4 separate regions of the Mus musculus genome follow, and regions 2, 3 and 4 are each linked to region 1. A link is a loop called in an ENCODE intact Hi-C map of the cell type or tissue named here. Cell type or tissue: left cerebral cortex. All regions are shown on one strand.

Region 1 (8,000 bases):
GTTCAAGGGGTTCTGAACTCAGGGCAGTTTTTCTGTCTGAGCCTATCCTTTGCTGAGGTTCTCTGTGTGTTTTACCATACTCTGTGTCTTCCTCATCTTATAAAGCCACTAATGCCATCACCAGGCCACCATTATTACAGCCACAGTTTAATATGAATTAGTACCACTCAAAGGCCCTGCCTCCAAATAGCATCAAAAGGTCACGTTGAGAATCCCATTTCTACTTCATGGTAAGACATTCAAACCCATAAGCAACAATGAAAAGCAGGCCTGGGTTTGAATCCCAACCTGGCCACTTTGAGATTGGCCAGCTTCAGAGGGGCCCTGTTTTCTGTGTTTGGTTTTATTTTCAAGTAGGAGATCCTAGCACCTGCCCCGTGGAGCTGTTGAGTGTAGAGCTCGTAGCCTGCACAGCAGTTAATTAACACGGGCTCAGTAAACGCTTGCTATTTTTATCGACTGGCTGGTGGAGAGCAGTTTCCCCTGTCAGAAGTCTCCAAGGCCCAGAAATTTAAAACCAAATTATTGAGCAGTCCCTGCATGCTGGAACTCTGCTGTCTTGAAACAATAGAAAGTGGGACTGCCGAATGTTTATTATTTTCTAAGAAGTTATTTTTCACCTTACTTGGTTTGGGTTTCCAAAGGCACGTAGCTGCTTTCCAGAGACTTCTTGTTAGGCCAGAGTTGTAGGAAGGGGTGACCTGCGCTTGGAATGAGAGACCCAGAAAGGCATGAGGGATTGAGTCCTGGGATGCAGGGGCAAAGGCTCTCTGCTGGAGAGGATGAAGAACCCCTATGGGAACTCTGTTGTCAAGTTCATCTTTGTTCTCATAACCAAGAACAGAACACTGAAACTCAGTCTCCAGGGCATGAGGCCAGGAAGTCGTGTTCCAGGTAAGTTGAGTGGGATTGGCCCTGGGCCAGGGCACTTCTTGATGTTCACAACCCTCTGCTGCTTCTTTGCCTTGGCCTATCTCTAGCTGTACTCGCACAGAGCCACTGGAGAGGGGCTGGGTGGCTGGCCCTTGGGGCAGCAGGACAACATACCAGAAGTTAGCCTGCCTGGGTTTGAGTTCTCTACTGCTTGGGTAGATTTTTCAGGGCCAATGCTGTTTTAATCTTTGCAATGGGCGCATTGATAGCTAGCTAGGACAATGACGTGGGGTGCTTTCTGTACTATGTTACAGCATAGCCTGGAACCAAGCAAGCCTCAGGCCATGCTGGCCAATAGCTGTCTTCTTAATGTGGGATTGTGTGGAAAGGCTTTTGGGAGAATGTTCCAGATTCTCCATGTGGCAGAGAGCACACAGATACCTTCTTGCAGAGGAAGACTCACCTCAAAACATTGCTGAGCTTTCAGTAGTTATGGAATAAACCATAACTACTAAGAACAAATTCGTTAAGGCCAGGGAGCCACTGAGGTAAGGCCTCAAAAGGCACCTGAGTGTTAGCGGGGCAGCTGCTGAGTGCTGCCAGTTTCTTAGACAAAGACTGAACGTTCTCTCCATGCCAGTTAGGAGACTGCTGTCAGGAGAGGGGCTCTCTTCAGTCAACGCCTGTCTTCTGAGCCACTGCTCAGTGCAAGTCCCTCAGAAACCATTATGATCTAGGTCCTCAGAACATAGATGGGAGCAGATCAGAGCAAATGGCCCATATGGTGAGATTCTTAATGGGGGAGGCATATGCACGAGAAACAGTGAACTACAGGGTAGCTGGAGTGTACATGGCTATAAGTACCCTGTGGGATGAACACGCACAGGAGGAGGCTTGGGTAGGAGGTGGAGGGTGGTTTCGGATAGGGCAGTTAAGGAAGGGTCTCACAAGATGGTGACCGTGATGACTTGGGCAAACAGAGGAAGGGAGCCATGTGGACAGCCGGGGAAAGAGCAGCATGCAGGAATGGAGGAGTCTGTGAGTAAATCAACGGAGCAGTGGAAGGATCTATGTGCTGGGGCTGTCGTAGTGATGGAAAGTGATTGAAGTAAACTGAAAGCACTTAGGGTAGAGCCTGGTGCAGAGTGTGTCCTTAACCTCAGCAGAGTGAGGAATGAATCACGGCCACTTTCTGTTTCCTCACAACTCACCTTTCCCCTCGCCCTTCTCTCCCTCTGTCCACCCTTCACTCTCTTCTACCTTGCAGTCCTGGAAGTGGAATCCAGGGCTTGTCTCATTCTAGGCAAGTGCCCGCTGAGGGTATTATATACCAGCCTGAGGCAACCCTCAGAGGGCATTCCACGTGGTTTGTTGCTTCCGACAGCCCTGGAGAGTAGGCAAGGCAATTCCTCTCAGCCTGCACCTCCCCTTGGAAAGGCCAATGGGTCAGGCATTTCCTGAAAGGCCATCCCCTGCCCAGCACACTAATCTACTCTCTGCTTTACAGATATGCATCGCCTTCCCTAATACTTACAGAGTATGGAAGGTAGGGCTTGGTCATACCTGTTTGAAAGATGGCAGAAGTGAGCAGAGCTGGAACAACAGGCAGCCCGGGTGGCCCAGCAGGTGGCTTGCTTTGGTTGGGCTTTGGAGACCGTGGCACAGTATCTGCTGTGGCATGCACAATGAGCCTGAGTCTATATTTCTCCCCCACACACATCCACCTTTGGGGTGCCATATCAAACAGGTGGCCCTGGAGACAGAGCTATTAGCTGGATTGTAGTTTAACTGAAGTAGACAGCTGGCCACTGAGCCAGGATCAGTGCTCCTGACTCAGGCTTGCTGGAAAGAAAGGCTGCCTGGATCCAGAGAACTATAGCCACATTCCATCAGGGAAGGGGGCTAGCTGGGGACAGCCCAGAACAAGACTGAGTCATATGGGTGACAGATCAACTCAGAGAGAATGGGAAGAAGCCAAGGTCACTTGATGGTGTATACTTTGGGGCAGAGTAGGAGTGTACCCCCAGGGCCTTGAGGGAAGTTGGCACTTCAGACGATTGGGCAAAGCATGGGACCTAGGATAGTGCAGCTCCTGCTGGTGACGGTGCCATGGTCCTCTGCCACACCCTGCTTCTTGAGCTTGGAGGGAACGCTTTCTCTAAGGGAGTTGGATTCAAAGAAACTCTTTCCATCCCATCTTCTCTGCCTTACAGTTACTCAGTACAGTTACAGTCTCTGTGGGGAGTCTGAGGGTGGCATTTAGAGGCCTTCCACAAAAATTCTAAAACAATAGGCTAGACTCACAAGTATGTGGTCTGTTTAGATGTCTGGGGTTGCTTTCCCCTGCTTTGAAAGAGAACATCTCAAGCATCTTGATTTGCTAAAAATCTTACCAGAGTATAAATCACTGGGACACGGGTGGGCTCAGGACTGTCAGGGCTCACTGGAGATGGGTCTACTACCTTCTCCCATGCCCCTTTTCCCCTTCCCCTTTGTACCTAAGCTTTTGGAAGACTTAACAGGGCAAAAGTCGTAGAGACTTTATAGGAAAATTAGCCTGAGAGTGACAAGCCCGAAAGATGTGCACGTCCCTCTGTGGCTCAGGAGAGTAATACCTATATAGTGTCTCCTTATACAGATAAGAATGAAGTATCCCATCCAATCTTCCTACCCAGCTCTGAGCCAAAGGCTCATGCGGTTGCACTCTGAGCTCATAGCTCATCCTATCTGTGCACTTACTTTGATGCAGTTCTGAGACTACAGAGCAGTAGGGAACTGTGGGAAAATTATAAGGTCAATATTTTTCAGCTGTTCCCCGCTATATGTGAGTCATGAGGGGGAAAGGCGAGCAGAGCCTGACATCAAAAGCCTACATCTGGGATGGGGGCCATCTTCGCTGTTGGATTCCCTAGCTTAAGGCTAGTTTGTGCAAAGCAGAGAGCCTATAGATGGAGTCGATTTGGTTTACCTGATAATTTCCTTTTCTAATAATCTGTAGCAACCTGTTTTTCCTCCTTCGTGTCCATCTTCTGAGAATTTCCCTGGGTCTAAGTCCCATTCCTGTAGCTTCCTCCTTCAGAGGCAACATCCTCATCATGAGATGAATCATGGATCATTTGGTAGTAGATGCTCATTCTGACCCTAGCCCACTAAGCCCTGTGTCTCTACCTACAAGGCCATGGCTCTGACTTGATTTCATCCTTAGAGTAGTTTCAGAGAGGAGGGGAGCCAGGCACAGTGAGATTAAGTGACTTCCCCAAGTTCACTTGTAGAGATACAGGCCTGGCTTCCTTTGACCCGAAGCCTCTGGATCTTGATGTGTTGACTTCCAGGGTGGTCCATGTCTTAGGTAACTGTGTCCACACTTGGCTTTTCTACACAATTCGGGGATATGCTCCTCCATGGTCGACATTCCCACAACATCCAGCACAGAACAGCTTATACAGATCCACCCGAAGTGGCTGTGGCCCTACACTTACGTTCACTTTGCATAATGACCTTGGGGCAGGAAGGAAGGGACCTTATTTCTCCCCCTCAAATGGGAACTTGGTGATCTAGGGCATATCTTAAACATCCTACCTCCCAGTCTCTTGGAGGGCTTGTTACAACAAATTCCTGGATTCGGTCCCAGGATGGCTGAGTCAGGAGTTCTGGGTGGAGCTGGAGGGCCTTGAATTTCTTTCCACTTTCCAAGGTGGGCAGGGGCCCCAGACTGAGACCCACTATCGTAACAGAAGGCGAAGCAGCATCAAACCCTACTCTGACCGCAGGAAGCTCTGTAAGACTCCCAAGATGTCAGGAGCATCCTCAGTAAAGAATGCCGAGTAATGCTATCCAGTCATGAAAATGTTCAGAATGTCACATTTGCATATCTATGCTGAACATCTCATTATAGCATTTCTTTTCCGAGCACCGAAGCAGCACTCACCATGTGCTAGGCACTGGTTTGCAAATATACACAGTTCCCATGGCAGGCGCGTGTGGTAGTCCTTTCCTCAGATTTCCTTCATTGTACAGAGAGGTAGGCTAAAGTCCAGAGACATTCTATAAATTACCTGGGATCGCCCAGCTAGTCAGTCTGTGCAGCTGGGCAGGAACCCAGGCAGTCTGGCTCCTGGTCACCACATTCAGCCCCTGGGCAGAATATGGCACCTGGCTTGTCATCAACAAGACTTTCCCATCCCCAGGTAAGCTAAGAATTGCCTGCAGAAGAAGAGCGGTGAAATGTTTCTATTTCCAGTTCCTAGGCAGATTAACCATAAATAACAACGATGCATGTTTTATGACCACCACTTGGAAATCCCACGCTTGGCCACCCCTCTAATACCAGTCTGGTTAGCCCAGAGTGGCTTGTTCTCTTTCTACCCCTCTGGCATTGAAGTTTATCATTGCTCAAGAGGAGGATGCTTGAAAGAGGCCTGTTGGTTGTAGGAGTCCAAGAGGTGGGTTGCGGGTCAATAATAAAAGCAGAGCGACGTTTGTTGCTCTCCCATGCAGAGCCTTGAGAGTCTATCCAGCGGGTGGTAAGGAGGCTCAGCCTGAGGAAGGACGGTGATGGACAGGGTGGGAGGGGAGCAAATAGTTTCAGCCTGGCCGAGTAACTGAAGGACGGGCAGTGGGAGCATTCCAGCTATGTCATGGGAAATGGCTATGGCCAGGGCTCTGATTAGCTGTCAACCACAAATCCCCTGGGACCCTGCCAGGGGTCAGGCAACTGGGGTGCCTCTCGAATGCCAAATGGTTTGCCTTATATTATTGTCAAAGGAGAAGGAGGCGATTTTGAGCGTTATCCCTGGATGTGTGCACTGGCACTGCCAGGAGCTGAGAGATGGTTGGGGATGTGGGAGGGAGAGAGAAGCTAGAAAAATTCGCTTTTCATTCCAGGAAACATAGAGAGAAAAACCAGTCCATGCCACTGGGCCTTGGCATGATCTCAAAGCTGTTTTAGTCACCACCTCCGAAGCTTTCTGCCCTTTCCTTCCCTTTCTGCAAGGTGAGACATGAAAGTCTCCACCTCATGAAAGCCCTAAAGGGGGAAATGCTGACCCAGATCCCTTACAGTTGAGGTGGCATGGAACAATAGCCCTTCAAGAGTATGGATATAACAAGAGAGCCCCCCATGGTTTGCTTGCTTGATGACTTTGGCCTGAAACAGAGCCATGAAATGTGGAAACATCAAATATGATGACAAATGAACCAAATGTCATCCCACACTGGGCCCCTGGGAGGGACGAGGTGGTGTTCCTTCAACCCATTCCTCTAGCTTACGCCTTTAGAAATGTTTCATTGAGGAAAGGAAGGGACAGGTTGGCTATTTGATTAATTATGTCTAAAAGGGGGAGAGAAGAAAAACAAATCTCTTAAAACTCTTCAGGGATATTTGGCTAGTAAAAGCCTTTCTCTGAGCTTTTTTCATGGTCCCACAGCAGAAGGAAACCTTTCTGCAAGTTTAGTGGTCACAAAGGTTGGTAGTTCATGCCTTAGGGTTAGATGAGTCAGGTGTGCCCTGGGTAGGTGAGATGTGTGAGAGTGGACAGATCATTTTTCCAAGTAGTGATTTTATTATCACCACACAATGAGGATAATGTTAGTTCCTTCCACTCAGATCATTAATAATCCTTATGAAGTGTTAGGACAATGATAGACACACTAAGAGTGTAGCATTTTGGAGCCAGTGATGCTTAGGCTCAACTTCAAAGGATAGAAGACACTGAAAAAACAGAATGTATGGAAGATGAAGGTTGATTTTCTCTGAACTACTCATCTGAAGCTAGGAAGACAAGAGCACATACGGCAGATGCTCCAACACCCAAGTCAGTGTTGTTCTTGTACTGCCATGCTTTGCGCTTATTTAAGCCATCAAAGTCAGGTTTGAAACCAAAGGCACATGGAAGAAAAAGTAAAGGGGAAGGAAGGTCATGTGACAGTAGCATTTGAAGGAGGTAACCACATAATGGTCTGTTTGTTTCGCATAAGCTTAGAGTTTGTGCTGCTTTTCCTAAGCTACCATCTCTGCCTTTTAATTGGTGTGTTTAGACCGTTCACATTTAATGTAATTATTGTTATGTTAAGTCTGTCATTTTAGTTTTATTTTTCTGTTATTTTTTTTCCTTTGGTTTCCTTTTCTTTGTCTTCTTAGGGGTCACACGGACATATTTTATAACTCCATTTTTATTCATTTATATTGTCTCAGGATGCCTCTTTTTGCATAGCACTTTTAGTGGTCCTTCTAGACATTTCACTATGTGTCCATCATATTCTATGGGTATCAACAGTTTACCAGTTCAAGAGAAAGTTGGGGACCACACTTTCCTTCACAGTCCTTTACTCACTTCCACTTGGATACAGTCTTAAATACTTCCTGTAAATACTCTAAGAACCACACCAGTTTCATTGTTTCTGTTTCCAGTACTAAACATAATTGGGATAATCTAATAAGGAGATACGTTTACGCACAGCTGTACTCTGCCCATTGCTCTTTCCTTTGTCTCTGTCCTAAACTTCTTTTATTCTTTGTTTATAGAATTTGTCTTTTTAATGTCGTGTCTTACTGTGACAAATTCCCTTATTTTTCAATATCTTGAAATTTCTCAATCCTTGGGCTTTGTTCTACAGGATATTTTGGGTTGTGTGTTTTGAACTAACAATTCTTTTCTCATTGCTCCCCAAAATAAAATAAGATAATAAAAAAATTTAATGTGTTGCTTCTTTTATGGTATCTAAGGGAAACCCTGAAGTCCTTTGAATTATTTTCCCTCTGTAGGTAGGGGATGTGTTTCCTTCCCACTGTTTTTAAGATTTTTTAAAAATTTCATTTTTCATTTTTCAGAATTTTGACTGTGACATTTCTTGGCCTAGATTTCTCACAGTTAATTGTATTTCTGATCTATTTTCTTTTTGAATCTGTAGGGTTTTGTCTTTTTCCGTTTGGGAATTTCCATTGCTTAGTTTTTCCGTTGCTTTCTCGTCCACTTCATCTTCTCTCTCTCTCTCTCTCTCTCTCTCTCTCTCTCTCTCTCTCTCTCTCTCTCTCTCTCTCTCCTGCTATATGTTGACATGGATGCTAGATCTACAAGGCTCTGGATCATTTATGTTCTTTCTATTTTTTCTTCTTTATTCAGATTGGG
Region 2 (8,000 bases), 77 kb after region 1:
GAGGAATAATGATGATTCACAAGAAATGATGACAGAAAAGAGAAGTGTTCCTATGGGAATGAGGGCACAGGCAAGGTTGAACTTATTCATGGTGGTGAACATCATGTATGTAAGACTGGCCTGTGGTCATCAGATCAGCATTCAGGCCACATGTAGCTACCTGTGTGTTTGCGGTGGCCTGTGGAGGAGGGCAGCATCTCAACTGATGGACCTTCACGGGAACTCTTTGAACTCCTGCAGAAGGAACAGTAGCGAGATCTCTAGCTCAGAGGGGAAAGCATTACAGACAGAAAAATGGATAAGCATCCCAGACACTCGGGCCAGGATGGACAGGGAAAATGCCCAAGGGACTACTCCAGCCAGTGGCACAGCTGTGTGTGGAGGGGTGATGGGGAGTAAATTTTATCATCTGTGGCTGGGCCCCTTCTGCTTCCAGCTGACCTCTGCTGTCTGGAGTCAAGAAACACTCCTGAACCTCTCCATGAGTGGTGATGTCAGGATCGTAAAACCTCTCCAAACAGGCAAGTCCTGTCACTTGTGTGGTGGCTCCATTTGATCCATCGGAGACTCCTAGCCTTGAATAATAAGTTATATCTTCATTTGTGCTCACCCTCTGGAGCAGTGGAGCTGAACTGAATGATGAGGCTGCTGACTTTGGTGGGAGTCCTTGGGGCCTAAGTCTTTCCATCCCCACAGCCCTTCAGGGAAGGCCAGTGTGGCTATTTATGAGCCTCATTTGATAGATAAGGCATCTAGACTTTGGGCAGCTTCTGTGGCTTCTTCAAGGTCACTCAACTGGAAAACTGATCTGAGTTCCTACTGCTTAGTCTAGTGGCACTGTGGTCACTGCCCCCCTGGTGACTTCCCTGCCCACTCACCTGCCCCCCGCACACAAGTGAGTGTGGAGTGGGTGTGAGGATTAAAGAAGAGGCTGCATTTTGCATGGTGTATTCTTTGCATAGAGCGGGCCACATGGAGCTTTCAACAATGTCTCTCGTTCTTTGCTGTTGAGTCCTCGACACGCCCCCATAAATGTAGGGAACACCTTCTGTCTTGATAGAGGGCACTCACCCACTTCCTCTCCCCCTCCTAAGTTCTGCAATGAGATTCTAGTCATTCTCATAGATCTTCATAAAGGACCTTTTGGCTGTTGGGCACTCAAAACGGAGCTATTCTAGTGTTGCTTTGGCCCAGCTACGACCCACCTAACATCAAAGAGAGCTTTTATTGCCTTCTAGGGTCTCTGTGATACTCTGAGACCTCAGCACCTGTCTTCTCTCCCCCTTCCTCCTTTCACCATACTGATGCAGTACCTTTCTCTCCCCTGCCTGCCCCATCCCCACCCTCTCAACCTCACAGACCGTTGAGAAAGCAAGACTTGTGAGTCCTACTGGTAACTCAAGAATCCAAGGTCTATGTGAGAGGGCAGGCCAGGCCGACTTTCAATCCCCATGGTTTCCCTAGATTCTAGGTTTATACAGGACAATGACTTTATATCAAAGGGCCACTGAAGAAACCTCCCTTGGAGTTGAGGCTGGTGCCATTAGGGAGAAATGCAGAGCACAGAGAATCCTAACCCTGTACATTCATTAGAAGGTTGAGCCCAAGGGAGGAAACGACATTGGAAAAAAACCCCTCTTGTAATATGCTTTTCTACTATAGCCATTGATCATGCGGTGTGCCCTGGACACAGTAATCAGTGCTTTATGAGCTGTCTTCCCCTGGAAGGCTCTTTTTCCTCCTTCATTTTGCTCAAAATAAGAATTTAATTAAACTCTGGGTTTCTCCTGCCACAACCTCTTAAAAGAGTAAGATGGTGTTAGAGGTTTGGGGTGTGGAGAAATGACTTCATCCGCTGCTTCAGAGATACTGTTCTGTATCGGTGACAATGGCCCCTCTTACGGACAGAAGTTAACACAGAACCTTCTGGAAGATTCCGTATAGTAAGCATTTTTGACAGTGATAACCACACAAATCAGCAATTAGCCATGTGCACATAGCAAGTGACCTTAAGACTCACTATGTGTTTATTTCATAGCTAAAATCATACATGGGTCTCTGAGACATGTTTCCTATATGATAGAGCCTCTTATATAACATACTTTAAAATGGGGAAACTGAGGTGTAAGGCCGTTTAAGCACCTTGCCCTGAGTAGGAAGGAAGGAAGCCAGAGTTCAAGTCTTCTGTCACCAAATGCTACTACATACCTAGTGCTGTGGCCTCTGCCTTTTCAAGATGGAGGTTGATTGATGAATTGATGATGGTCAAAGCAACATGAGAATCTAAAAACCTTTGAAGGTTAATTTGAAGGTTAGAGCTCCAAGCTCCTCTGTAGTAGTGAGGGAGCCTAGGTAGACAGGCCTATGGCATTCAGCCGATGGATTGGGGAACTCAGGTGATGAATCTGGCCTTTGCATCCTTAAATACCTTGGAAGGTCAGATTAGCACAGAAACCCCGATGCCGAAGGGAGAGCTCGGTCTTCCCACTTGGCAAACATTAGCTGGTTGAATACTTGCTGATGGAAATACTGATAGCGTGCCGACAAAAGTTCAGACCTGTTCCGAAAGGTCATCTGAGCCAGCAAAGCGAGTAGTCCCAGTTTGCCTTTTTGTTTCTCCCGGGTGAGGGTTTTAGCCAAGGCCTCCAGCTTGAGTCCTCTCTCAGCATATGGTCCAGCGACAGATGGCTTGTGACAGTGGAAAGAGCTGTGCAGTGGCCAAATCGTCCCTTTCACTGGGCCCAGGACTGCAGCGAGATGTCTACCCTGCAGCAGCAGCCAGAGAAAGGAGAGTTAACACATTATATGGATTCCCCTGGAATGTAGTATGAATCCCAGTACTTCCTGGGCATACCCCTTGAGTGCCCAAACACCTCTCATTCTGTCTGGATCCTGTCCATTCACCCATTCTCTTCGAACCCTAGAATCAACTTCAAACCTCCATTTTCCCCAATGTGTAATGAGATTTCCCTGACTCGTCAGTAAAATCATCTTTTATTTCCCCTTGGTTTCTGGTCTGCAGTCGAGTCCCTTGGTTTCATTACATAATTCCTAGCCTTTCCCAACCTTCGTATCTAGCAAACTTCAGAGAGCAGCATTTCTCAAATCTCCTTCTGATCTTGGCCTGACCCTGCCTGTAGTCTTCCTCATGGGTCCCCACCACTTCAAATTCAGAAGGGCACACATGCTTCTGTGGTCTGGTCTAGTTCCCATTCTGGCTGATTTTTATTTATTTATTTATTTTTTATCATCCTGTGTATGTAGTCACTATACTACAGTTTTTTTTTTTCATATTTATTTCTGCCGATGTCTCTCTTCCTCTTCACTACTTCTGCTTCTTTTCTGATACCAAACCTCTTGTAACTCTCAGGTGGGGTCATGTAGCCTGATAGCTCTGTACTGTCTTCTTTACCAACAACAACATAACAGCACAGAAGACACGCTTGTTCATGGGCATCCAGCAGAAGTCAGCCACCTTCCAGGCTCCAGAGCCTCAGACACACACTCCTTCGAGGATCACCCTGCACAGGGCTGAGTTCCTGGACATCCTGCCTGGTGGCTCTCTCTCTGCAGGACCAGTGCTCAACTTGGCACATCGTCATTGCTCCAGCCTAGACCAGATGGGGATTGACGGCATCTGCAAGGTTGTTCCTCACCCCGCTGGCTCTGCGCCATGGGGACTGGGAACCTCCTAGCACAGCTATCTGGGGCCCTTCGTGGGCTATTCCTTATCCACACTGCCCACCACCAGTCACTCTCATTGTCACACGAAAGCATCTCATTTGACTATTAACAGATTGTTGTCTGTAAGGTTTTTTTTTTTCTTATAGAAATATATACCTGGGTTGTTGGGTTATTTTGTTTTGTTGAAAATGGCAGGATAGAAATGTTATTCTTAACATTTCTTCTTTCTCTCTCCCCTTCTTCTTCCTTTTCTCGTCTCTCTTCTTGAAGCCTAGCAGGAGTTCCCTTAAAGCAGGATTTATTGTACTTTTACAACCGAAAAGGGAATACTGCTTACCAGCGTGACTAGTGGAAAATTTCCAAGCTGTACCGTTCAGTGGTTTCTATTACCTAATAGAGAGATAAATAAGCCACGGTTCTTCTTAAGGACTGGCTTTTAATTAGATTTTTAATGGATACTCTTTGACTTGCCCAAGCATAAGTACTGCTGCATTAGTTCATTATTGTGATTAAAAGCAGCCAATAATGATCATAGCTAAATAATTTTCCTCAAGTGTTCTTGCTCGGTATGATGCCCCGAGTGCTGGCAGCAACTGGCCTGAGCGTGCTCTCTTTCGTTGGTTGCACTTCAGAGCTGCTGGTGAGAGTCCAAGGCTGGGAAGCCCGCAGGTGCAGAAGTGCAGACCCTCAGCGCCAGGACTGTGTGATTGTACGGTGCTAATTACAACACAGCCCACTTCCTTTTCTCTGAAGTTTGAGGTTCCTAGAAAACTTAGACCTATTGGAATATATCCGGAAGCGTACTTATGTCACTGGTTGGGAAAAGCTCAAATACCTGGATGCCTGTCGGTGAGCCTGCAGCCGGCTGGCAGGAAGGCTACAGTGTCACGGTTCGCTGGACTGAAGTAGAACCTGTGACCTTCTTTCTGCCTCCTGAGATGTTTTTAGAGGATTTAGAGGTGGATCAATTTCCCAGAGGCCCATTGCCCTTATGAGGTGATAATCTGCTTTTTCATTCTCATGTTCATGTGTGCGTGTTTGTGATCTGTGTATGGCTGCACACAGGAGCAGAAAGCAGAGGTCAGTTGAAGGTGTCAGTTCTCACCTTGATTTGTTGAGACAGAGTCTCTCACTGGTCTGGGACTTGCTGACTAGACTGGGACTAACCAGCCACAAGAATCCTCCTGTCTATGCCTCTCCAGTACTGGGATTATAAGTTATGCACAGCCACACCTGGCTTTTTAACAAGCACAGAAGGGATGGAACTCTGGTCCTCACGCTTGCACATCAAGCACTTTGTGGCTGCCTCCCCGGCTGCTGGTCGGCTCTGTTCTTTATCCTAGCTGCCTAGCTATCCTCTGTCTGTCTGGATACACTGTGTTTCGTCGACCTTCACATGCACATTTGCTGAAAGGATAAAGAAGAGGATGGACATCTTTATGAAGATATGCCACAAAGAAAGGATGCAACATGCATAATTACTATTCATGTTGACTCTGCTTATTTATTCTGTCTTTTTTTAGGCATGGATTTTAATCTGTTATTCTCTTCACAAATGGCACGTTGTTGTCATAGCGATATATCACGGGTGCTTTCCCACGCCATTAAATCATCTTCTACAAAATGCCTTTTGAGATCTGCCAAGGATGCCATTACATAAATGTAACCATAATTTATTAATTTCTGTCTTTTGTTGAACATTTGGATGACGTTAAAGCTTATATTATTATTGGCAACTTATCAATTCATTAAAAAAACAAACCATAATTATTTCCTTGGGTGAACACTTGAGATACTTGTCAGAGGCTGTAGAGATTATCAGTGGTAGGCCCTGGCACATTGTCTTCTAAAGAGGCTGAACATGTGAGCAGTTTAGACTATATAAGGAGTGGTTACTTCTACATGTGTTTTTAAGCATACCGAACTATTATTTTTAAGTGGTTTTTTTTTTCTTTGTAGGTTTCAAGAATGGTGGTTGTTAGCTGTTTTAATTTTGAATTTCTTATTTTGGAAACTGCCTCTTTTTGTACTTCACCCACCTTGGGATGCTAACTTTGGGATCATGTATCTTTTGAAGGATTCAGTTCTACTTCACTAAAAAGCAAATCTTCCCCTGGCTGCCTATATCATCACTTCATGCTAAAGGGAAGCAAAGATCAACTCTGGGTTCAGGATTGAAGAATCAACCTTGAAGACTCTCCAGATGCGTGCAGCCAACTCTAGACAAAGCCACGCAGTAAATGTCATGGCGAACCTGGGTTTTATTCACTGTTCTGTAGTTAGACCAGGTTTGTAGCTTTGTGAGCTTTAGCTAGGCTGCTTTTCCTCTGTGAGCCTCTGTTTCCCCACCTGGCCAATGGAGAAAGACACTTATCCCACACAAAGGCAGCAGACATCGAAAGCTGCTGAGCTTACCACTAAGAGGCTCCAGAAGTTAACAGGGACCATTCTCTGCTCAAACATGTTACTTTCTAGTTGCCTTTCCTTTGATGTAACTACTGAATGTATGTGTGTGTGTGTGTGTGTGTGTGTGTGTGTGTGTGTGTGTGGTGTGTTCTCTTTATGTGTCTCTCGTATCTGTCTCATGTCTCTGCTTCCCCGTGTCTATGTATTTCATTTCTGTTTGTGACCCTCTCTGTCTCCAGCAATCTCTCTCTGACTCCTGTCCTTTGTCTCTATTGCTTTTGTCGTTGTATCTCTCTGTGTGTCTCCTGTCTCTGTCACAGTCTCTCTCTCTGTTTCTCTGTCTCTCTGTCTCTCTCTGTCTCTCTCTGTGTGTCTCTTCTATGCCTGTGTCTCTCTATCTCTCTTGTCTGTGTGTCTCTCTACCTTTCTGTGTATGTCTGTCTCTCTGTCTTTGCCTCTGTCTCTCTGTCTCTATGTTTCTCTCTGTGTGTCTCTGTCTCTCTCTCTCTTCATAGGAGTCTTCCCTTTGTGTCTCTCTATGTCTCTGTCTCTCTGTCTCTGTCTTTCTGTGTGTTCTATGTATCTCTGTCTCTCTCTTTCTCTCCGCCCTCCCCCTCCCCCGTCCCCCGGAAGTGACAAAGGGAAAGAGATACATGTCGTTTTAGAAAGAGATCTGTGAGCTCCTGTGAAGCTCTTGGGCGGTTGACACTTTTCACCTTCACACTGGCTCAGAGCCATGGAAAGAGAACTGTTCCGTTCCCAGGAACCAAGGATGTCCTGGCCAAGCCAGCTTGTCCTCTACACTCCCTAGCAGTAAGCAGGGTGTGCCTGATGTGGCTGAGTGCAAGGTCATGGAAAAGGTCAAATCTAAAAGAGGATGATGGTTTTGGTGACTTGTTGACTCAAAAGTATTCTCAAGAGTCACTGGCTTAGAGCCTCTGGGAACACCAGGATATAACAGACAGGCTACTCAAGAGGGGCAAAAGGGGGAAATAGGCCATAAGAATGCCTGGAACTTTGGGCCCTGCTCAGTGTGATGGTATCCATTGGGTAGGGGATGCTGCTTCTGTCATTTTGATCCTAACACCTTGGGTAGAACATATTTGGGGCAGGTGTGGAAGAGTCTTATGAGCATTTTCAATTCTGTGGAATTAATTCTCTGAGCATTGTGGGTGGTGTCCGCAGGCTGAAAGCTGACTGAATCTTTCTGTCGGTATTATTATATAGGGCCGCTTAAGAAGTGAACCTCTCTCCTCTGAATTCTGTTTCTTTAAGGGCCATATTAATATTTCTCACACCTCTCTAAAAGCAAAAGTGTGAAAGATAAAGTGAAGTAGTAACCATGGGTGATAAAAATTCATAGTGTCCAGCCAAGCAAACAGCTTACTAAGTGCTGGAGAAGAGCCCGAAAAGCTCTCAGTTTCCCTTCTGTTAAAACAAGGAGGGAGGAGAGCTGCCCTGCCGTAAAGCTATGGTAGTATGGAAATCTATGCACAATGTCCAACCTATCACAGGAATATCCCTAGAACCCGGCTGCCGTGCCTAGACTGGATTTGATACTGAAAGAAGTTCCATCTCCCGGGACAATAGATTAGAGAGAGGACATGGGTCGAGCTGATGTAGCAGCAGGCAGGCACGAGGAACAGGAACACTAAGCTCTGGCCAACTGTTGAATCAATATCTATGAAACCCCGCAAGATGTCGGTCAACTTTGCCTCTGTCTCTTTCCAACTCTGTGACCAGAGTCAGAGTGCTTACCCACCCCACCCTCCTCCGGCCCCCCTGCCTCTGTTGTATCTGTTATAAAGAGAAAAATCCAAATGCTGACTCTTTGCAAGTAGCAGATGAGATCACATATCAGAAAATATTCACATGCTATAAGGCCCGCCACATACTGGGCATTCACCAAT
Region 3 (8,000 bases), 90 kb after region 1:
CTCTGCTTCTGTCTAGGGACACTCTCCTGCCTTGTGTTGGAGCCACATGGTAGACCCCATAGGCTTTGCCTCTAGCCTTCTATATACATGGCTAGAAGATTATGAGCACTCCTGCCCTTGTGGGCCACATGAATTTTACACGGAGACCGTCAAATCTCAGGCCTCTGGCACGTGTGTGTGTGTGTGTGTGTGTGTGTGTGTGTGTGTGTGTGCAATCCTGATTACCACAATGGGGAAATAGCGAGTGCATTGTTTTCAAATTACTGATACCATTTCACTTCTGCCATGCTTACTTTTGTCGCTATGGGAACAGATAAGGCAAATGGTGTTTTATTTAATAGCTTGAAAAAAATTGAGGCTGGGAGAAGTTAAGACACTTAACAAGGTCACACAACTTGGATGTGGGAGGCTGATGGGTAGCCAGGAAGACCTGGGAGTGTTTTGACTCTGGATAGGGCATTCCTTCTGTGGCCCCAGGCCACCTCCCCTGCTAGGGTACCCCCTTTCTCTCCAGGACTGTGAAGTCAGCTGTGGGGCACCATCAGCTCCGCCAATCTGCTCCCTTGTCTCTTAAAGTGATTGTGAAGTAGAAACCATGAAATCCACAGCTGCAAGAAAGGCAGGAATTCTGCCTCAAATAGGCACAGGTCCTGGAAGCCAGCAGCTGATGCTGAAGTCACTCAGAGCCCCTCTTCCTCTCTCTCTCTCTCTCTCTCTCTCTCTCTCTCTCTCTCTCTCTCTCTCTCTCTCTCTCTCTCTCTGAAAGGATTGCATGTCTGGGAGGTAGCCAGTGATCCATTCTATGCACTGAATAATTTGTAAGTCAAACCTCCCTATTGATGGCAATGTGATGTCAAAATCACTCAATTTAACAACACATGTTGAAAGGACAAATCAATTATGCCCGGCCTCTCCAAAGGTGGCTTGGGAAGGCAGCACGTGGAGATGTGAATATGGATAAACACACATGGCTTAATGGAATGCAGACAGGATGGAAACTGCCATAGTAATTGAGGAATCTTCTGGACTCTGCTTCTCCTGGCCGGGAAGCTTGCCCAGTCCATAATCCACAAGTGAAACCCACTGAGCTTATGAAAAAGTGAAGATTGGCTAGGGATGTGGCTCAGAGATAAGAGGCCAGCATGTGCCTAGCATTCCGAAGGTCCTGGGTGGTTAATCCCCAGGGAGGGAAAGGAGAGAAGGAAAAGAAGAAAAGCAAGCCTCCAGCTGCTCACAGCAAAGCTCTGCCTCCCAATCAGACCATGTCTTTCTTCATCACGTTCTTTACCTTACGAGATGGATTGCCCCATTCTGCTGCCCCAGCCAAGGCTCTGCAGCACCTTCCTGGACTTATGAAGACTGCCCAAGTGACCTCTCAGACTCTATGTTCCTCTGAAGTTGTACCTGAAACAAGCCAGTCTGGGTTGTACCTGTCTGTCCAAGCTTGTCTTCCTGGTCTCCTATGATTTGCAGAATCAACTCCAGCTTCATACTACTGCAGATGAAGCCCTCCACACTTGCTACTGCCTCAGTGCCATGGGTCCAACTCTTTTGACTTTAATTAGTCTAATCTGAAATGTCACTCTCTCAGAAAGGCCATCCCCAGCCAGTCATTACCATCTTATTCTGTCTTGATTATCTTAGAACACATCACTACCTGAAATTTATTTGATTATCCATCTGTTCCATATGTGATAGAAGGCTCCAGAAAGCAAGGACTTCGTTGTGTTTAGATCTATACCCACAGTACTTAAAATGCTACTTGCCTTACGTTTAATACAGTTGTCAAAAATCTTGATTGGCTACACACACACACACACACACACACACACACAAGTATAAAAGAAGTGGTTCCCAACTCATAGTGTTACGGGGACATAATAAATTCTTAAGAAGTAGGCCGAGTGGCAAAAGATTGTAGGACCTAAGAAAGTCTGGTTATTGGAGGGTGTGTTCTTGAGGGGAGTATTGGGACCCTAGTGCCCACACAGTGAGGTCCAAGACAGCCAAGGCTACGTAGAGAGACCTTGTCAACAAACGAACAAATCTCATAGACCACTGGTGTTTCCCTTTTGTTGGAAAAGGATGCAAACCTGTTTTCCCAGCTGAATCTGTGGCCCTCCATTCATTCTAGAGCTGAATTAAAATAGAGCCTTTTTTGGCTGGGGACCTTAGAAAACTGTGGCCAGCTCTAGTGGCCGAACTTTTTTTCAGAACATTGACCCGGTGTGGAAATCACTCCATGGGTATACTACTCCCTTCCCCAGCACTGATCATACTGGGTCTTATTCTGGGAGGACACATCCAGTCCTTACTGCTGAGGTACTTTGATATTTAGACCGAATGCTACCTGCTCTCCAGTGGGCACAGGCGACTTGCAGTGTTTCGGGAGTGAGGTGATTACTCTGGTTCCCCAAAGCATCCCTCTTTGATTTGAAACAGAGCAAAGTTGCTGTGGTATGGGGGTGGGTGGCGCTGTCATGAAAGGGCCCATTGAATTTGTAGCCACCAGAGTGTGTTTCAGCAGTGGTCTGAGCAGAAACTTTAGTGGTGTACTGGCTAGTTTTGTGTCAACTTGACACAGCTGGAGTTATCACAGAGAAAGGAGCTTCAGTTGAGGAAATGCCTCCATGAGATCCAACTGTAAGGCATTTCCTCAATTAGTGATCAAGGGGGAAAGGCCCCTTGTGGGTGGTGCCATCTCTGGGCTGGTAGTCTTGGGTTTTATAAGAGAGCAGGCTGAGCAAGCCAGGGGAAGCAAGCCAGTAAGGAACGTCCCTCCATGGCCTCTGCATCAGCTCCTGCTCCCTGACCTGCTTGAGTTCCAGTTCTGACTTCCTTGGTGATGAACAGCAGTGTGGAAGTGTAAGCCGAATAAACCCTTTCTTCCCCAAGGGCTTCTTGGTCATGATGTGTGTGCAGGAATAGAAACCCTGACTAAGACAAGTGGTGTGGAAGAATCCACTTTCCTTCTGCTCAGGAAGGCCAGGGAAGGCCAGGAATAAGGCGGCTTATTCGGGCCAAAGCCTCATTAAGGCCAAGGCCAAGGAGTGGGTGACCCTTCCACATGTTACACATCCTTGACAGATGGCTTTATTGATGCTCACACTCTTGGTTCTTTTTTACAGTTTCAGCCTTCCTTCTCCTGGCAGTTGAAAAAAGCCTTGTGTGGCTTAGCCCACCTTTGCAAGCCTGGTGCTGCCTGAGGGGGTGTAAGGGGGTAACCACCTCTGTTCTTGATCTGACCTGACTAATTGGCCTCAGGGAAGTAAATTATATAGAAAGAAGAGCTGTCTCTGACGCTGGCTGCTGCGTTCATCCCTAAGTATAGGAGACACGAAGAAGAACCACATCACCTTGTAAATCTGTTATGGCCTCTTGGCCTCTGAGCCATAATAAATAGAATCCTCGCAGGCTGTCCTGAAGATATGAAGACGTTTTGTGAGAACATCTGGCATTCATTGACTAAGGAAAAAGGAAGAAAAAAAAAATCATGAGCCTTGGGACAGAATTTCATTTTCTTTTCATGTTGCCATGTGGGTGAAGGAGCCCTCTCCATCTTGAGGCAAACACGGGGCGGGGTATGTGGGCTCCCTTTCAAGTTTTAAAAGGGACATAAAAATGCATATGAATTTCTGTGAAGCAGTTCACTGGCGGGGGGGGGGGGCATCTTTTTGAAAGGAGCTGGGGATGTCCGGTTATTGTAACTTGCTGTCAGTGTGTCTTCTTTCCTTCTGGTCCTGGGAAGTTTACTGTGCTCTGCCCTCTGGAGAGGGAGGGAGTCACAGACGATGCATTCTGCAGTTGACTAGGAGACACCAGGGAGTACGAGCCTGGGATGGGCAAGAGCCTAGAGTTAGTTCTATACAGTTGTTCCCTGTCTCCCTTTGCTGTTTCCAGTTCTGCAGAACAGTCTGACTCATGGTTCTACCACCCACCAGTTTAGATTCCCATAGGAGTGTAATGGAAGTTTTCTTCTGAAGGGTGAGTCTGCTCCTTTCCCATGGGATAAGCAGAGGCTGTTCTTTGATCAGTGGGTTTAAATCACAACAGGGCTTAGGTGGCCAAGGTGGCTTAAAATGTTAGCAAACAGTGGGGTCCCTTTTAATTTTTAAAGGGGACTCTAGTCCTACTCTTTATGGCTTGCTTAATTATCCCAGGCCCCTGAATGGCTGTCTATTGATTCCAATTAACATGATTGACACCTCATGTGGAAGGTGAAAGCTAATCAGAAGCCGGACCCCCACGGAGATTCATTTCCTCTTTGGAGTCTCTCCTGGGCTGGAGGAAACTTAAGCAGGGACTTGTACCCAGAGCCCCATTTACTCTTTCATATGCAGACCAGCAGTGAACTGGGGAGTTGGGGGTGGGGGAGGTTAGGTTTGTTTTCAATGCCATTAAAAAAAAACAATCTACAACTAATTCTGTTTCTTTTCTTTCCTTTCCTTTCCCTTCCTTACCCCTTTCTATGGTTTTGCGAATCTAACTTGATCCCTGAGTATCTGGATTTCCCTTTTCCCTTTGTGATTCTGAAAGGGCCTTAAAAGTCAACTTTTTCTTATCTCTGAAACCACATTTAGAAATTGACATGAACTTACAAAACCAGCCGACTTTCTGTGCCCCCTCCTCCTCCTCCTTCTCCTCTTCTTCCTCTTCCTCCTCTTCTTCCTCTTCCTCCTCCTCTTCCTCTTTCTCTTCTCTTATGATTCAAATACAGATCTTGATTGGTTTCTAAGAACACATTCAGATAAATCCAATTGTAGTAAGAGATGGTAGTTAGCAGGCCAGACACAGTAAGAGAGCAGAGCCCTGGGGTGATGCTGAATCGAACGCACAACATGAGAGAAATAAGACCAGCAAAATGGGCAAGGGATGGCATTGCCATGTGAGTGCCAGTTATTTGAAAGGGGTAGATGTGATATGGATGTACCACCTATGCCATCGCCTCCTATCTAGTACATTCTTCCTAGTCACAGAGGGTACCTTATGTTACAGTGGGTAGTCAGAGCAATAAAAACAGTACTGTGTGGTTACCAAAAATTAAAATACTGTAATGGACTTCATAGTATCCTGTTTGGTTTGGTTTTGGGGGGGGGGGGAAGGTAAATCCCTCACATTAATTGGCTTATTTATTTATATATCTATTTAGGCTGTAAATTTCATAAGGAAACGCATGATGTTGGTTCTCTGATTGCTTTGTTCCCAAAATCAACAGTGCTTGCCTGTTAGAGATGCAGGGTGGATGCTTGAAGAATGAATAGATTCTCCCTGTACAGATCCTGTACTGGTAAAGAAACATTGAAGTTCTGTTGTGCTTGGTGAGTTGGTCAGAAAGAATATAAAGGGAGAGAATGATGGATGGATGGATGGATGTGTAAGACCCCCGAAGCTGGGCCTCTGCTCAAGTCCCGGGATGAGCTGGCCAGCATCCCAATGACTTGAGAGAAAACCACACCTGAATCAAACTGCAAGAGGTTTTATTAACAGCTAGCTGAGGACGAACTCTTAGTGCCTCTGCCTAGCAGGGCAGGGGAGTTCAACCTCGAGCAGTGACAGCAGGGGGCTTTTAACAGCTAGCTGAGGAGTTGGGAGGAGTTGGGAGGAGAGTTGGGAGGAGTTGGGAGGAGTGTTGGCTACAACTCCTTTCTGGCGAGGGTGGGGAGTGATCTGCAGCCTCTTCTCCGGCATCTATCTCCATGTCCTTGTAGGTCTTCCTACAATTATCACATGTCTGGCTGTAAGGCACAGAAACAAAAAGGCTTTTTGCTGGCTATAGAGAACAAAGAGTTTCTTTCTGGCTGTATTTTTAGAGATCAGGGAAAACAAGCTTAGGGAACGTCCAGGGGTCTTACCTTCCAGGGAGAAACACTCTAAGTCGGGGTCTCACAGATGGATGGATGGATGTTGGATAAACGGACAGATTGACAGATGGGTGGATGGATGATGATAGGTGGGTGAATGGATGGATGGATGGATGGATGGATGGGTAGATGGATGATGGATGGATGGATGGATGGATAGGTAGATGGATGATGGATGGATATATGGATGGATGAAGGATGGATGGATGGGTAGGTGGATGGATGGATGGATGGATGGATGGATAGGTGGGTGGGTGGATGGATGGATGTGTGGATGGATGGATGGATAGTATATGGATGGGTTGATGGTATGTGGATAGATGGATGGGTTAGGTGGGTGGGTGGATGGATAGATGGATGGATAATATAAGGAGAAGTGAGAAGTGACCTTGTTTTGGACAAACAATATAACATAACAGGCAGACAGAGTTCAGTGATTACTGCCTAGAAGGAGGTTGTACACTTTGCATGTTTGTGCATCAGGGAAACACTGCATCCTCAACTGCTATGTGACTGTCCTCTAGGTAGGTCAAGACACTGAGAAGAGGACACTGACACTGATCCGGATGGTCCAGCAAATTTTGGATCACCTGATGAGTCTCTGTCATTTTGTGGCAGGTTCCCTCACATACACCTCTTCCTCATGTCCTCTGTGGAGCCTTCCCATTTACTTAGAAGGAAAAACGGAGAGGAAGGGGCCATCAAAAGGGAGCAGCTCAACTCTACCATCGTCTAAGCGTGACACACAAAGGCGGCACCTCCCTGGGAAGCCCACTTACACGAAACTGCGTGTCATGGTCAAGTTAGAGCCAACAACCACAAACATAAACAATGCCTCACACCCATCCTAGGGATGTCACAGTGTGTTCACTGTATCTCTTTCTTCACCCATTTCCAAACTTAGGCTTATGTCTAACAGATTTAATCGCGTTGCTTGTCGTTCCTCAGCCCCGAATGCCAGTTTATATGGCTTAATGTCACTTCTTCTTACCACTGCAATAAATCTTGAGACAATTAGCACCTTCCCAGTATCCTATGGGGAGTGTGGGGCTCTGAACTGGACTATGTGGAGAGAGACGAGGGAGAATATGATGCAGACAGTCTGGCCTTTGGACTGCTCTACATTTTGTGGTATCATCCTTTCCTGCTCTCCACTTCTGTTGCCAATTGGCCTTTTGTATTTCTATTACTTGGGGGGGGGGGGGATGGAGGGTGGGGTATCACCCATGAGAGGCTAATAACATAAGAGAACAAAAGCCAAGAAAGGCATTTCTGAGCCCGTAAATCTGTAGATTGATTTCTGTTACCTTCTCTGGCTATCTTAGGACCTATAAAAGCCCCAAGAACTCTATATTTTTGTAACAATCCTACCGCTTGCCATTTGAAATCTAGTCTATAACACTTGTGTCACCGTTTAGGTAGAAGTTACCTATAGGAAAATTTAAAGCTCTGTATTTGACTTTGTCCTTGTTGTGTATTGAAGTCAATGAAATTTCATTCCAGCTGTCACCACTCTCATCTGGCCTCAAAGGGCTCATGCGACATCGGTCTGCAGTAACATAGGAAACAGCCTGCCCCGCCATACTAATTTTGGTGGCCTCTCATGGGCTGCTGGCCTTCCTGGAAAGATTATCTAGTTCTCTTTATTCAGTTTGCAGTGAACATTTCTAGTGATTTTTTTTTAAATAAAAGCCCATGGCATTTAATGCATAATGTTGAATTGGAGCTCAGGCCCAACGTTGCATTTTATATCCAAAGACTGAGATGTCTGTACCATTTTGAGCACTTGGTAGTACTACTGAGTCTGTAGAGAAACTGAGTACCTTCTGGGTACACGGCCTCAGTGATGGCAATGCCTGCATAATGTTGCATCTGGTTTGAGAACATTAGTCTCCTTTTATTAATCATTGCTCCTGCCTCATTAAATCTCTGGCTTCCACATGCCAGAAATGGTGTGACAACCCAGGCCTGGAGGACTCCTCCCCCCCAGACAAAGGCATCATCGAATCGCTGGAAAGGAGGGGACGCAAGGCAGATAGGCAGAGCAAACTAGTGCGTAGCGGGAAAGCCTCCTGGGAACCACTAAAGGCAGAAGAATCGCCAGTAAAGATGGGAGAGAGTTGGCGAGATGGCTCTGGC
Region 4 (8,000 bases), 84 kb before region 1:
GAATCCCTTGGTTCAGTTTAGGGCACTTTGTATTAAAAAAGAGGTGCAGGAGACTCCTGTTTCCAGGTCATCTGCTGATTTAAAAAGCAAAACTGTGTTTAGACTTTTGCTTTGTGCCCTCCCCCATTTCTTCCGCTTGTGTCTGTCAGACATGTTTTTCTCATACAAGTCAAAATTCACCTAAGGCTTCATTTTCTAACCGAGTCAAAAATAATCCTTTGATTTTTCCTACTGCTGCATCAGAGAGACTAATAAAAATTCCAATTTCCATATCTGCTCCCTACAAATAGAAACTTTTAAAATAATCACAAAAGATGACATTAATGTCTTCCGAGTAGTCCACAACATCTCTCTGACTACAGTTTATCTTTCCAGTTAATTGCTGCATTCTTCTATTTTGATAAGCAGTGCCAAAATGCCTTTACCCCTTCTTTATCGACTATTAATGTATCTGTTTCATTATCTGCCTTATCAGCTCAAAGACAGCCCCTTTCAAGTGGCTCTTTAACTCAATGAAAGAAATCTGCTAGGCGGGATAGCCGAGAGGCCTTCTAACACCAATAAAATATCCAAATGTTTTAAACTATTTTCCCTCCATCCATTCTTCTCGACTAAGTAACCTAGAGGACTCCTTTTTATTTTTTTGAAAAGCTTTCATCACATCCTGGCATATTCCCCTAGTCTGTTTCTTATTTACAATTTATGGTGGAGCAATAAAAGACTCAATAGTCTTGAATAATTTGAGCTTGCCTTCCCCATCCCCCCCCCCATTTTCATGCAGAATGCTTTCTATCTGCTAATGTGGTACAGGTGAATGGGTAAACATGGAGCAGAGACAGTGAGCTTCACTCTCATCCCAGGGTGATTTTTCCCTAAATGAAACAGAGGTGTGGGAGTTGCCTACCACTGACAGTCACCTCTAGCCCACAGGTTGGGAGCTGAGGAAAGGCTCCTCTGTTGCTATCAATTCTATCCTCTTTCTCAGTAATCCATTTAAGGACTAACTGTGTTCACAATGTGGGAGCCAGCTTCATCCCAAATGGGGTTAATAAAAGAGTTAAACTCCGCCTCTGCCATCATCACATGAGGAGCATTTCCGATTCTAATCTTCTATAGAAGACGGGGGGAGCAGAAGGCACCAAAGAACTGAAAATGAACACAGTCTGTGTTCCCCCCTAACTCAGAACAGACACCAGCCATGGGCAGCCCTTGTGGGAACCCAGAACCCAGCCTGACCTTGATCCTACATCCTCCTCATGTAACTGGCTACTAAACTAGGCCTGAGCCAAGTATACTTACATGTCCTTAGCTTGTGGTGCTGCTTAGAGATCCTGTCTCATGCAGGTTTTGCATCCATTGGCTTTGGTTCATCAGGGGTATTTATTGAGCCTTCACATGCCAGGCATGAGCCCGGACTTTGATGAGTCTAGGAAGTTGATCTGAAAAGGATCCTGGATACTTTTCCAAAAGGAACGAGAGGATGCTCCAGGGTGCACATGAGGAGACATTTGCAGAAGTATGGGTGGCATGAGAGAAACCAGGAAGAGATGGTGCAGTCCCACAGGCGAGTGATGACAGAGCCGTTTATGACTGCCTAGAGGCCTTGGGGGAGCAATGGGAGCAACTGGATCTCAGAGGCCAGGTAGAGCAGGACTACCTGGCGAGAGGGACGCAGGCAGCCCGGAGTGGTTTGGTCAGGAGGTAGAAAGGAAAGTCTCCCAATCCCACTCCTTGCATAATGAATACAAAACTGAGAGATGCATTATAGGAGGCCAGAGTTAGGCTCCTCCATACATGTGGAGGTTGGTACTCACCCTAAGACTTAGTCCTTGTCCTAACTGGAGAATAATAACAGTGAGCTCTGGTTGGTTGATTGATTATTAGTCTGGCTGAGCAACGCCCCCATCCCATCCCCAGACACTGGTACTGAACTGACACCTTGTTTAGTAAATGTGCTAATTTAATTTTTAAAGTCTGTTAGTTTCCCAAGGCTTCCTTGCCATATGGCAGAATGGAGGGAAGGAGGAGAGACGAGGGGAGGAGCAGTCATTAAAAATTGTAAATCATTAAAAATAAAAAAAATATATTATGACTTCACCAGGCTTGATGATCTACTTACTCCGTTTTTATTCTTACAAGCGCTGCTGTGGTGTCTTATTTTACAAATGAGGAAACCGAGTCTTAGAGATGAAGAGTAACTCGCCCAATACAATACTATACCATCTAGTACGAGGCAGGGCAGCCCTGCACGTATGTAGCAGTTCTGTAGCTGCGTCTTCATGTGGGTCCCCTAAAGCAGGAGCAGGGGCTGTCCCTGACTACATTGCCTGCATTTGGATCCCTCTCCCCTAACTGGGCTGCCTCAATAGAAGATGATGCGTCAGGCCTTACTGCAGCTTGATCTGCCATGGCTGGTTGATATCCATAGGAGGCCTCCCTTTTGCTGAGGGGAAGGGGAGGAGGGCTGGGTGAGGGGAAGGGGGGTAAGAGGGAGAGACTGGAGGGAGAGGAGAGGGGGGAAGCTTCCATCAGTAGTAAAGTAATTAAATGACTTAAACAATAGTAACTATAATAGTAATGATAATAATTAATAATAATAATAGAAATCAAGCATAGATCCTAAAACAGTGGTTCTCAGCCTTGGATTGTAACCCCTTTGGGGGTCAAAAGCCTCTTTCACAGGAGTCTCCTAAGACCATTGGAAAACATATTTACGTTACGATTCAGAACAGTAGCAAAATTTGCTTATGAAGTAACAACGAAAATAAATTTATGACTAGAAGTCACCACAAAATGGGGTACCTATTAAAGGGTCGAAGCAGCATCGGGGAGGTTGGAAGCCATTATCCTAAAAGTATACTGGGGGCCTGAAATCCTTTCATTAGCTCTGTGATTCCCCTTGGGCAAATTCATAGCTACTATATTTTTATCTGTTAAGAAAGTGGCCTGGAAGGAGCTGGCCTCCACAGGACAGAAGTCGCATAAGTGGAGCTTGGAAGAGTTGAAGAGTCTGGCCAATAGAATGGCCCTTCTGGCCAGTTAACATTTATAAACACAAATGTATTTAAATACTTGTGCCAACCAATTACCCCTCTGTGCCCTGATAGAAACCTCACATTGTTGACCCACGTTTTCCTTTATGGGAAACCAGTGTGTGCTAGGCCCACGGCTGTGCTTCTGATTCAGTAGGCTGTTAGGGTAGGACACTGTGCTGGGTCCAGGAGTATGATGAAGACAGGGTCCATCCTTTATTCCTTGGGAAGAGATGAGGAAATGAAGCACAAAGGTTGAGCCTGAAGCCACCATGCTGACGGTTAGGACAGTCCAAGAGGTACGGCCATCATGGAAGGTCTGTTTTGGAGGGAAGATGTACCCTAGCCAAGGGCATGCTTCCTCCATTCCCAAGGAGAACTGGGACCGTTCCTGAATTCTCCCTCCTTCCTAGAAACAACCTCCGATCACAACAGCATGTCCCAAACTGCAGTCCTGTCATTTCTTGGCCCCTTCCCCACTCAGGATTCCCACATCATCTTTGCAGTTGTCCCTAATGTTCAGCTAATGATTATTTACTAATCCATTTTAATCTGCTTTCTTTTTTTAAGTCAGGGAAACAAATGTTTCATTGTATCATCGACTCTCAAGGTATGCGGCATGCATGGATCCAATTCATGCAGAGTGTTTAAGATTTTTAATCATCTACCAGGAGAACTTAAGGTTCAGCAAAGATGTAGCCTACATAGGAACAGCTTTCGTGAACATCTTTAGGAGGTTTGGATGAGCCTGGCCCTACATGAGAGAATCCCTGGGTCCAGACTAGATGTCTTAGCCACGGTGCTGTTTCACAGTGACTCCACCCTTGAGGTTGAGCAGGGAAAGCCTTTTTCAGTAAAGTATTTTGGAATCCTTGGAGGAGGAGCTCCAAAAGAAGAGGTATTGAATCTGCATTTTTTTTTCCCCAAAGAGCAGCTTTGCCCCCTCTGCTTCTGTGCATGATTCTGCAGTGCTCTGGGGGACATTTGCTGGTAACATTCTTAAAATAGAGACATGGAAGCCAATCTGTCAGGTAGAAGTGTGCGGGTGTTGAATCCCTTTTTACCGTGACACTACACTGGGATGTGAGTTATTTTGTCCCATCAGAGTGATTCCAATTGAATCCTCCTAGGGGGTCCTAGGAGGGAGTATGTGATATGAGTGCACAGCCTAGTGCCCCCCATGAGGACCCCTATCCCTCTTCGGTCCTTGACCTTGGCTGCCTTTCTGATTCTAGGCATCTGGAAGACAATCAAGTCAGCATCATCGAGAGAGGCGCCTTCCAGGATCTGAAGCAGCTGGAGAGATTGTAAGTCAAACACAACCTGGTGTCCAAAAAAAAAAAAAAAAAAAATGCTTTCTGAATTTTTTTTTGGTTTTGTGACCTTGGTAAAAGCAAGTCTCCAGCGTTCGAAGAAATATTTTCTGCTACATTTAAAGTTGCTTTGAAGTATGTTACATAGACACTGAGATCCGTTTAAACTCCTGTTCTAGGTTCTAGAGAAGATGCAGAGGCCAGCATCTGAGGCTTGGTTTCTTCTTCCCAGTATCCATTAGTTTCTTTACATGGGGCCACACTCCTAACCTGACCTCAGCTTCTCCTTTCCCAGAAGAGTGAGTTAATGCCATGGAAGATGGCAGCAGTTCCCCCCCTGCTCCTCCTGGAACTCCTGCTTCTACTCTTGTGGGAGAGGAAGGATGGGCGAGTGGGCGCAGCCTTCCGCGTGCCTGCTTCTCGGAGCGCCAGCCTGTCTCAGGAAACCCACACGTTTCCACGAGAGAACACGTTGCCACCGGTTTAAAATAGGCCGCTGTTCTGACTTGATGGAGGGTGGGCAGCAAACGCTGGAGTTGGGCGGAGCCTCCCATTTATTTCGCCAGTGAATGTTTTTGCAGAGAACTCTGGGGTCGTTCTGATGAGAAAGGTTGCTCGGATGGTTAAGTGGGCAGCTTCACCTTTCCTCAGTTAATCACGTCTGACAGCTCATAACATCTGGATATTTGCTTTCTGCCCTCTGAGTGGGGATTGTCCCCAAGAGCACTTAGTCATGCCGGTGGTGGGCGGCCTCTCATCTTGTGCCTCCCCTGCAGCACCGCTGCCCTGACTTTTCAGCTTCCTGCTGTACTGGGGGTTGGGACTGCAACAGATCATTGCTCTGCCAGCTTACCTGGAGAAACACCGCTCTGCTTAGGCGCCTGGGTGCTGTTGCCAAAGCTCACTTGCTTTGAGACGAGTCTCCTTTATAGACTTGTTTGGGTGAAAAGGACGGCCTGCCTGAACCAACTTCCTTGTTTTGTGATGCATCATCCTTTCCCCACCAAGTCCTTCTATTTAAGGTCACAGGGCAACGAGGAAGGTCCTAGCCTCACGGCGATCAAGTGTTTTCTTCTGGATCAAACTCCAGCATGGCTTTCGCTGTCACTAGTGTAAAAACATTTGTTTCTCCTAAAAGAAAAAAGTTATTAAAAATTACGTTGTCTTTGTTTACAGTTTGATTTTTCAAGATTCCTACAATTTAAGTGTTTGGTTTTTTTTTTTTTTTTTTTGTGACCCAAGAAAACAGAAGTATTTGTTGAAATAGTGAAATAGTCTTTGTGAAATAGTCAACATTTACATAGAAAAATAAACACATGGTCCAGTGTGGAAAAGGTCCCTCTTGCCTAGTTTTTCTGATTAGAAGGGTAAATAAATTGTTAATTTGTTAATTTCATGGTTGTTGTGGGGAATTAGAGAGTGCTTCGGGGACACCAGAGACTGTGTGTGTGTGTGTTTTACAAGCGATGGCTTCTTTTATTCCACCCTCTTTGCCAAATTACAACAAGCAACAACGAGGTATCATTACCCTCATTTTGCGGATGAAGAAACAAAAGCCCAGGGAGTTGAAGCCAAAGAGTTGTCAGGGCTGGGTAAGGTTCCCAGCCACGTCTGTCTGACATCAAAGTCCACCCTGTTTTCATAGCCCTGTGCTGCAGACACCAGATGAAGTGCGAGCTTTACCAATGGCCCTGCAAATAGTTTCTCTCATACCCATCCAAGTCCAGGAAGGCTCAGGGAAATATTCTGGCAAAGGTGCCTTTGCTTTGGAGTGGTGAACGAGGCCAAAATACCGTGCGTGCCTGGGGAACTAAGGGATTGCACTTGCTGAGCTCTTGGTCTGTTTTGGTGTAGTAGGTGGGTAATGCTAGCTGCGGTACTAGATAAACCTTCAAATCTCAGCGACTTAGCACGTGGAAATTTACCTCTAATTCTTACAAACTCAATATGACATTCCTGTTAGGGCCTCTCTTCCAAGTATACACTCAGAGACAGGCTTCTTCCACGCCTTGATGCTGACATCTTTCTATCTTGGGTTGCAGTGTGCAAATGTATCATGTCAGTGAGTGAGGAAATGAAACTGGGTACAGGAGGTTTCCATGTGAGACCCGGGAGAAGTATATACCATCTCCATTCTTACAGCCTGCGACCAGTCATGTTATATTAGACAGTACGGTATACTATAGCCATGGTTAAATACAGCGAAGACTGGCAGAGGTGCCTGAGTTCTAGGACAGGATAGGTTGCCGATCAGACTTGTGTTACATGAGAGCTGGAGAATACTTGGGTGGTAAGATGGGAAATGTCTGTCATTGGTAAGCGTCAGAGTAAGCAAGGTACACGTGAGTTTGTGTGCACGAGTGAGTGTGTATGAGTGTGTGTGCACATGCATGTGTGCTTGAGAGAGGAGAGTCTGTGTGTGTGTGCATGTGTATGTGAGAAAGTGTGTGTGCATGAGTGAGTGTATTTGCGTGTTTCTTTGTGTGCTCATGTGCATTTGTGTGTGCACTCACGAGAGAGGAGATTATATGTGTGGGAGAGAGAGAAAGAGAGAGAGAGAGGAGAATGAGTGTGTGTGTGTGTGCGTGCGCGCGCGCGCAAGTGTGTTCGAGAGAGAGAAAAGAGTCTGGGTGTGTGCATGTTTATATGAGAAAGTGTGTGTGTGTGTGTGTGTGTGTGTGAGAGAGAGAGAGAGAGAGAGAGAGAGAGAGAGAGAACAGGCATATACATTTTAAATGCCACAATCTATAAAGCTATGAATCCTCACTGCTGTTGCTCTGATTTCTATTCAAGCAGTCTGCTTTCAGTCACACTGAGTGACACAACATAGGAAAATGCAATATATTTGCTATTAACCACGGAAGAAGTAGATGGTGGCTATGCCATCTGTAGTACACTGCAGGGTCCCCCTAACCCATGTCTCTGTGTTACATAATAGAATTTTGTATTGGCTCTGTTCTAAAACAGCCTAAAATGTAAATGGAGTTTGATAATTTCCATTCTGAGTGTTTTATTCTTGGCTTATTTTCTTGGGGGCTTACTGGGAAAGAGAAGGGTAATCGTCCGTTTCAAGTCTTGGGATTCTTCTCTTCTTCCATGAAAGGACCTCAGGCTCAGTTAGGTGCCACTCCATGTTATGTCATTTCCTATTGCAATAATAAGACACCTGAAGCTGGGTACTTTATAAAAAGAAGTTGATTTGATTGGTAGTTTTGGAGGCTAACAACATGGTGGATGACGTCATGGCTTACATGAGGAGGAGAGCTAATTTAGGGAGACACAAAGCCAGAGATTAGGAGAGCCAGAAAAGCAAATGTGCTTCCCCATATCAGTGTCAAGCTCTTATAGAAGCCATGCCTCCATGCATAATCACCTCCCACTTGGTCCCGCCTTTTAAAGGTCCCATGACCTGTTAATCCTGCCACATTTAGGACAAGACTATAGGCATATCCCAATCACACGCCTTCCTGTGATCGCTGGATGCAGTCCCTTCACTTCCACTTTTCAAACCGTTTCTCTTCCCAACAGCGATTCTGTTCAGAGTCACTTAGCTCCTCCTACTCTCAAAGCCCTGAACAAGAAAAGAGTGTAGATACTTAAGGGTTTTTTACCGAAAATACTTGAAGTTTTCTTTTATACCAGTAGATCTAAGCCA

What was found. Hi-C counts contacts between places; a loop is a spot of excess contacts. Peaks named below come from ENCODE experiments on the same cell type or tissue, not always from the same donor. Only the 100,000 strongest peaks of a DNase experiment are listed, where the experiment ranks them.
Region 2: it touches region 1 in a loop (2.1-fold over the local background); 2 of 42 quality-filtered maps call a loop at or near these places.
Region 3: it touches region 1 in a loop (2.2-fold over the local background); 2 of 42 quality-filtered maps call a loop at or near these places.
Region 4: it touches region 1 in a loop (7-fold over the local background); 2 of 42 quality-filtered maps call a loop at or near these places.

The regions. Positions count from the first base shown.
Region 1 is chr11:35,257,131-35,265,130 of GRCm38, forward strand. The region is part of intron 4 of Slit3 (slit guidance ligand 3); the gene reads left to right. Among named protein-coding and RNA genes, the nearest start is that of Gm46277, 27 kb to the right of the region's middle. In left cerebral cortex, no CTCF peak of the experiment used is centred here; DNase peaks (open chromatin) are centred at 396, 4,718 and 5,729; H3K27ac peaks cover 2,891 bases.
Region 2 is chr11:35,334,077-35,342,076 of GRCm38, forward strand. The region is part of intron 4 of Slit3 (slit guidance ligand 3); the gene reads left to right. Among named protein-coding and RNA genes, the nearest start is that of Gm46277, 50 kb to the left of the region's middle. In left cerebral cortex, no CTCF peak of the experiment used is centred here; DNase peaks (open chromatin) are centred at 3,574, 5,311 and 5,617.
Region 3 is chr11:35,347,315-35,355,314 of GRCm38, forward strand. All of the region lies in intron 4 of Slit3 (slit guidance ligand 3), which reads left to right. Among named protein-coding and RNA genes, the nearest start is that of Gm46277, 63 kb to the left of the region's middle. In left cerebral cortex, no CTCF peak of the experiment used is centred here; DNase peaks (open chromatin) are centred at 3,612 and 3,888; H3K27ac peaks cover 441 bases.
Region 4 is chr11:35,173,516-35,181,515 of GRCm38, forward strand. Slit3 (slit guidance ligand 3) reads left to right here. Exons shown (of 36, transcript NM_011412.3): 3 at 4,268-4,339. Among named protein-coding and RNA genes, the nearest start is that of Gm26070, 37 kb to the right of the region's middle. In left cerebral cortex, no CTCF peak of the experiment used is centred here; DNase peaks (open chromatin) are centred at 3,962, 4,788, 5,062 and 7,618; H3K27ac peaks cover 1,800 bases.